Linked DNA regions of Homo sapiens: region 1 is linked to region 2. The links are chromatin loops, found by intact Hi-C in ENCODE. Cell type or tissue: Calu3. All regions are shown on one strand.

Region 1 (4,000 bases), 750 kb before region 2:
GTTTCACCAGCACTCAATCTGTGTCTCTTCCAATTTATTCAATTTGAAACACGTGAACCTTTGCCAGTTTCAGTAGTAGAAATCAATCTTATTAGTGAAACTAACAAGTGGTGAAAGCAATATTCGGTAGAAGAAAGGTCAGGGAGTAGTGATGAGGAAGTCTTGCCACTCTTGGCCCACAAACCACAGAACAACTTCATGTTTCAACATATCCTCTCTCTCCTATTGCTGCTTGGGCTGTTATCACAGCAGCACCAGAAAGTCTTTACATCAGTTTCTGACTGCCACATAATATTGCCATGTCAAGTATGGAACTGAGTTCTCAGAGATGCTGCCTAATTGATAGCAAGATCAGGATTCATGGGAATCTTTGTCAGTCTTAATCAAGAAATTAGGGGAAAAGACAACTCTGAGTGATAGAGAAACAAGTAGAATCAGTCGTTCATGCCACCAATTTGTTTCTTCTTATTTCTTCCCCACACCTCCCCACTCCACCCCCTTTAGAATTTGTTTCCTGCTATGAAGATGCAGTCTAAACAGCTTTCCTTCCTTTTTACTTTGCTTTTTACTTTCTAATACGTTATAGCATATTAGAGAGGCATTTTAGAATAATAGATTGAGAGATTTGGGTTGCAGATCCTGATTTTGAGAATGCAATTAAAGAAAAAATAATAGCATATAATGGCATGATATAACCATTTAGCATATATTAACTCATTTCATCCTTATATTTATATGTTTGTTACCAATATTATCCACATTTTGCCCATGAAGGAATCAAAACCTAGACTGCATTAGGACCTTGCTCAGCATCACAAAACTACCAAGTAGAATGCCTCTGAGCAAGACATAGAAGGTCCAAAACCTAAATTTTATCTAGGGGTATTTTTTATGGACCAGGAAAAATCTGACAATATAAGTCTGAAACTCATTCATTCTTTATTTCTCTTACACCAACATTTAATTCATTAACAAACTGCGTTACTTTTTCAGGGACGTCTCAGAGATCAGATTATTAAATTGTTAACCCAATCCCACCCCCAGCCTGGGCATCCTCCATTCTTTTTGTTTTCTACCTAGAATGTATTATTATCTAATATGCTATTATATGGGCTTATATATTATATTTGTATGTTCCATCTTCATCTCAGCAGCCCCTTCCATACCTTCCATAGCTCTGATAGAATATAAGCTCCACAAACAGTTTTGTTGTGGTAGTTTTTTGTTTGTTTGTTTGTTTTTACTAATTCGTTCAGTTTTCTATATTCAGGCCATGGAGCACTGCCTGGTACAGAAGAGATAAATATTTGTTGAATTAGCAAATTGTTTAGTTACTCATATTAATTATTGAATAAAGCAGCAGAATCTTCCTTTCAAATTTATGTTTGTATAAAGCATTGTTTAGAATTAAGAAAAACAAAAAAGTGTACCAAGAACATTTCTCTCATAGATTTACAAAAGTCTGTCTTTTCTTCCTCTGTAATAGCAAAATAATAATATTTTCTTATTTGGAAATAGGGCAAGAGCATGTCTCAGTTGGAGCCTCTTGCTCTTTTCTTTCATATTGAAACAACCCCACCTTGTGGAATGAAGGGTAAATTTGCCAAAGTCTCAAATACTCGGGCAGCATTTTTGCAACTGCAGATATATAGGGCACTGCGTACTTTTGGCTCTTTCAAGTCTCTGTTGATTTCCAAATGTTTCATAACTACTGTGGGTGGAGGTGCTGGAAACACAGGCTGTTTACTGTCCCAATTGAGCCACTCCCTGAGGTGATGTTTGAGCAGCAAACTTTGATTCGCTATTTTTTTTTTTTAAGAAATATTCCTTTGCCTCATAGTTGTGCCAGAATATTATTTGTTCTAGTTTGTTTTCCTAGAAGAATACCATACTTTCTCATAAAATGTATGTAAGTTCTAAGGTGGTGTATTTATACAATTATAAGGCAACCAGAGACGACTACAACCAGTGAAGATGGACAGTTCTGGATTGATTAAGGAAATCAATGACTATATCCTGAGATAATTCAGACTGAATAGGAGCTTTTGCTAGGAAAAAAAGATGTTCTAGATTATATTGTACTCTGGGCAGTAAAAATTCCAATTTAAGCTGAAAGTATTGTAAGGAAATAACTATGTGTTCCTCAGTGCTAATAGCCTTAGAAGTTCCAAGGATAATTTGTTTGATTGATGGACTATGGCAGATGACACAGAAAATATCATATTTTATATTTAAATGAATACAACCACTGTGTATTGTTTACTCAAAATTACTTTTGGTTTGAAACAATTTTTCTTCCTTTTAGTAAATATAGAAAAGAGCAAATTGCTTTACAAATATTATTGGTTTTAAATAAGTCTTCCTTCACATCTTAATTTTTTAAGTAAATTCTTAAAGAAATCAATTTACCCAAAGTTCCTTAAATAAAAACTATTCTAATTTTCTTGTTATCCTTCTATTTGTATCATACTTTTGTATGTATTTTATATTGTTCAATATATTTTATATTGAACAAGTATATTATATTATACTTGTTCAATATAATTGAACATTATATTATATTGTTCAAGTATTTTATATTGTTCAATATTCATGTGGTTTACATTTTAGACATTTCCCTTAGTATTTATAGTTAATATGTTTTGACGCTGTGAGCATTTTTCATATCTAAGTAATATTTCTTTAATATTAAGTATCATAACACATGTAATAATTCTTCCATTTAAAAAAATTTATAATTTCTCTCTACTGTAATCAGAATATGAATTGCTACCATTTTATGACTGCAATATTCTTTAGAAAAATTATTGAATAAAGTCAAAAGAGAGAATAGAGATAAACATCACATTTAAATTCAATGTTTATGTATAAGAACATCTTGGGTAATACAGGTTAGGTTTTTCTCAATAACAATCTAGTTACCTCTTCTCCCTATACGTTCTCTGCATGATGTGAAAGACAGAAAGATTTCATTTTCCTTGCCAGTGCTTATAAGGGCAGTTATAGATAACCCACTCTGCCTCTTCCTTCAGGATGTTAAGTAGAAGTAAAATCCCAAGAATACACAGTCCAGAGTGGGTTTCCAATACCCACCAAAACCTAGCATGAGCTGTTGTATAATTAGATCAGACTGCGCATAAAGCACTTTGAACAATGCCTGGCATAGAGCAAGAACTCAATAAATGTTAGCTGTTGTTACATTTTTACATCTATGTCTGTTGAAAGGTACATCTATTCTCCATGGATCCCATATTCATTCTCTAAAGCTCCATAATATTGTTAAAATATTTTGAAGCAATAAGAGATTCTGTGAACCAGTAGCTTCCCCAATATAGTCATGCATAGCTGGGGCTAGAATTCAATCACAGAAATATTGTTTGTTTTTCTTCTTTCCACACACAGTTAAAGAAAACATAAAATAAATTCATTAATCTTAAACTATAATAAGCTCCAAATTGTAGAATCAGAAAGACTACAATTGGTTTTTTACATTTCAGGTAAAATTATAAGATATAATCTTATCACATAGCAGCCAAAAAAAATCTTAAAAATCTAAAATAAAATGATTGCTTATGTAAATGCAGATTTGAGATTATTATAAGAGGAGAAGATCATTATTCTTTTCAGTTTCAAAGGAAATGAATTCTAAGATTTTAGTCAGAAAATGGCATTAGTGTAACACTCAGAATTGATAACTCTTTAAGTGTTATTTAATAGGGTTGAACATTGTTAATTTCAGGGTGATGGTAGGCTCTTCTCCCTGTGGTGAATGAACAAACAAAGACGATAAAAGTCAATCAAGAATTCAGAATCACAACAAGGGTTCTACTAATTTACTTTCATGGTACATTTTAGTTATTTTTAAAGCTCTCTTACATTCAACAATAAGTACATACTACTAGACATCGCTATGGGATGCCAATTGTACCATGACTATGAATTATTTGTAGAAAAGTAGAATGAGTGTTGTAATTTTTTTAAAGATATAATTGATTAACAG
Region 2 (4,000 bases):
AAAGCAATTTCTCTGTGAAACATTAACCAACATTTCTATGGTGTTCTGTATTTTATGAAGTGATTTCAGATGCATGCATATATCAATCTAGCAAAGAAAAGGAAAGAAGCAACAAATCCTTTGTGTGGTGCCCTTATATCAAATATTTCACTTCTAAAACAACTCAGAAGTACTATTCTTACCCATAAGGAATCAGACTCAGAGTGGCTAAGTAATTTGAACAAAGTCATATAGTAATTAGCAAAGCCAGGACTCAAATCCTGATATCTGAGTACAATCCTATTTTCTAGACAACAGATGGAGATTATGGGAAGTTAAGTCATTGGCCTCACATATCTAGCAACTAAGTTATAGGGCCTATATTTGAATTCACATCTCTAGATCCTAAAGCAAGCATTCATTCTATTGAGTCAGTATTTCTCAACATTCTCTGCAAAGCACCTAAATGAAAATCACCCAGTTACCTGTCCTTTAGAGAAAACAGGTCCAGCATCAGGGTTCTAAAAGCATGACTTCTAGACCAGCTGCATCCCCATTACCTGTGAACTTGTCAGAAACACAAATCCCCGGGCCCTACCCTAGACCTATAGAATCAGAAACTCTAGAGGTGAAGTCCAGTAATCTGTAGTTTGATATGTCATCCAAGTGATCCTGATGCCTGCTAAAATTTGAGAACCACTGATCTAGCAGCATCCTTTCCCTTAATCTCCTCCATGAAAGCAACTCATTCACACCTGAACCTTTTCTAGGGCAAACAATTATAACACTTGTAACCTCACCTTAATAACCATCGAAAGGTACTCAGTATTTGATCTATGCCCGTAATACTCGGGAAGGCACCAAATCCCTTGGTGTTTGATCACACCACCAAAATTTCATTTTAGTCTCTTTCTCAAACACAATTAAAAAACAGAGGACTCAAGGGTCTGCTGAAAGAATTAAACCTGAACATGTCCTCAGAAATTGACTTCTAAAGAAACGAAAAAGATTCCAACAATATCATTTGCATAAGAGCATTTCACGACTCTGAACAGAGTTTTTTCATGCAGAAACTTACATTAGAAAATGGAGTTTCCTCCAAGAGAATCCACCAGGGTGTGTTGTAAGGCTTTGTTTTAGAGCTGAGCTTGGCAACATGACGTTGGTGTGTGGGCTTTTCTCAGTTTCCTTATTTCTTGGTGGGTGGTTTGTTTTATGACACTAAATGTTCTTCTCAAGCAGGTGTTGGCTAGATGGAATAAAACTAATTAGTCTGATGTTGGGGAAAACCGGGTCTAGAAGACTGAAATTCAGACTGTGTTTGTGTTATTTGCTTGAATTACATGAGTGTTCTAACAAGGGGTGAAAATGTATTACTTTTCCTGGAGTATGCTACATTTTATCAAGGAAAACACAATCAGTAGTACCAAATACAAGTATAATGTTAGCTGGTTAAACCAACAAGATCCTGCATCTCCCAATTTATTGCTTAGCGATTGAATTCACCTGGAGTCAGGACAGCCATGGGTAAAGGTCTTGCAAGGAATGATGCAACATTGCCATCTTGTGGTTTCCAGCTGAAAATGGCTGAGGCAGAAATAATATCCACCCCCATTAAAACAGGCTTCTCTAAGTGTTTGACCTTTGCATTTTCAGCTGAGAATTCAGCTGGTAGGGAAGAGACAAGGCCTATTTCCAGATGGACACAAGACACAGTAGTAACTGGGTAATCGGGTTTACCCTCCTGAGCTCCCATTGTCCCCTCTTGTTCGATTCATTGAGTTCTCTCCCCACTCTGCTCGTCTTGTTATTAATAGTAGCTGCTGTATGACTCCAGCTGAATCAGCCTCTGCCATTCCTGAATCTCAGCTGACAGCCATTTAAGTGTGGCTCAGCAATCTAAATCACAGGTTCTATTCCCTTTCTGATTCTCCAAGTTTCAGAGCCCACGCCCAACCATTAGGAACCAAATCTTATCCTGGAAAAGAACAGAAACTCAGAAACTCTAACAGTGATCACTCCAGCAGTTCACCTGCCTGATCTTCAACATTTTTTACTTGTTTATTAATCATGTAGGAGTTATGATTAGTGTAAATATCAAGGAGTCTGACAATCCATCGATACCTTTAGGGAAAGAATTTTCGAAATGAATCAAAGACATATCAGTAAACTTATGTATCTGCAAAAAACAATCTCCCCCAAATTTGCATTAGTTTACTTTCTAGATTCCAATAGCATATGCTCACTTATAATCAGTCAGTGAAAAACTTGACCACGTACAATGTACCAAGCATTGGGCCATGTGTTTTGGATAAGTAATAAAACAGACCTGGCCCCAGCAAACATGTTGCTGGCCATCTAAGAGGGAGGACATATTTCATTTTTAAAAATCTATCATGGATATCAGTTTTTACCAAGGAGGAGAAGTACAAAGTACAATTGTGGAATCCCTTTGTGAGATCTTCTCACCTTTCCCATGAGGCAGCAGGGTGGTATTACACAAAGAGCATGGGTCTCAGATCTAGGTTTGTATTCCAACCCTCACACTCATCAGCTGGTAATGTGGACAGGTCAGTTTAACTCTTGGAGCCTCAGTTTTCTTATAACCAGAATCAATACATATTTCTCTACTTTATGAGAATAGCAAGAGGATTAAATGTGGTATTGCATGAAAAGATGTTCAAGTTCCTGGCACAGAATAAATGGTAGCAACTTTCCCTCTCATTTCAACCAGGATGCTTCTGATAAGTCACTTAGTAACTTCTTCACAACTTCACCTTAGAGCTGGTGTGTGGTACTTAAAGACTGAAGAGTGAATTTATTATCCCCCCCCCAAAAAATCTGATTACTCTATTTTTTAAGGGTTATCCCCATTTATTAATGACCCTACTGCATGACAGGGCCTGGCCAGGTCCTCTATATCTATGCTATTTCTAATTCTCGAAACTTTAAATACTACATTTCAAAGCTAAACACACATACAATTAATATCTGGAAAGTCTCATTATCTGCAGTGGGAGATGAAGTCTCCTTCTTTCTCCTAGTATGAATGACAGCTTTGGTGTTTCCTAATTAAGAAGTTAAATTCAAAATGTCTTTTATCCTCATCCCTAGAGGCAAGCTGGCACTTAATGTAAAATGAAACATTTGGGATGACCATTTGAAGGCACAGTAGGAGATTTAAAAGAATATGTATATCTGTTTGCTTGAATCTGCTTGCTAGCAGCTCTGGTCAAACTCATGCTAATTCTCTCATGCTCACTCTCAGCTCTTCTGAATCGGCCAGGAAAGATCTTTTTTTCCATATTTCCTCCACCTTGGGAGGCACTGCTTCCTGCTGATGCCTTTATAAACTGGAGTCTAACTTTGGAGTTTACAGAGAAGGCTAGGAAATGTTCATTTCTAAAAGAATTTTAAGAAACATGAAAAAACCCACACACTGTAGCAGGATCAATATTCACTTATACTGCACTCCGAAGTACAAAAATAAATAGCCTTTTTATTCTTCTGTAATTGATCTGGTCTTCTTCACAGGCTTTCACCCAGTTGATGGCAACAGAAATAGATATTTGTCTGACCTAGTAATTTAGACTTCCTGGGCATCATCACATCTCTGCTTGAATGACCTGGGTAAATGCTCAGGGTTTTAGAGACTGAGCTCCCTTCCCTTGCTCCTCCTACGATGCATCTTGGATATGGGAGAAAGGATGTGGCTCATGCAACCTTGAGGAGGCAGAAGGGAGGGAGCCGGCTGGAGTCCTAGAGAGGTAGGTTGGTATCTGCTGCAGAGGGCCTAGGCTGGGCTGGCCCCTGGAGACTACTGAGGCATGACCTTGTGCCCTGGGCATTCTGCTGGGGCCTCTCTGTAAAGTCTATGGCTGTTATACCTCAGGATGCCAGACTCAGCTCTTGCTTGCAGGGTGGACACACCCAAGGCCTGGCCAGGAAGCCCTGCCCTGCTGTCCTCAGCAATGTGGCTCCTTTGTCCATGAAAGCAACCCCTTCCTGCCATATTCCCCAG

The links. Hi-C counts contacts between places; a loop is a spot of excess contacts. Peaks named below come from ENCODE experiments on the same cell type or tissue, not always from the same donor. Only the 100,000 strongest peaks of a DNase experiment are listed, where the experiment ranks them.
Region 1: it touches region 2 in a loop (13-fold over the local background); 3 of 110 quality-filtered maps call a loop at or near these places.

The regions. Positions count from the first base shown.
Region 1 is chr11:37,446,967-37,450,966 of GRCh38, reverse strand. No RefSeq gene overlaps it. Among named protein-coding and RNA genes, the nearest start is that of LINC02760, 490 kb to the left of the region's middle. In Calu3, a CTCF peak has its summit at 1,609; a DNase peak (open chromatin) is centred at 1,606.
Region 2 is chr11:36,700,346-36,704,345 of GRCh38, reverse strand. LOC107984326 (a long non-coding RNA gene) reads right to left here and starts at 1,421. Exons shown (of 4, transcript XR_001748187.1): 1 at 1,058-1,421. In Calu3, a CTCF peak has its summit at 1,535 (motif pointing left); a DNase peak (open chromatin) is centred at 1,535.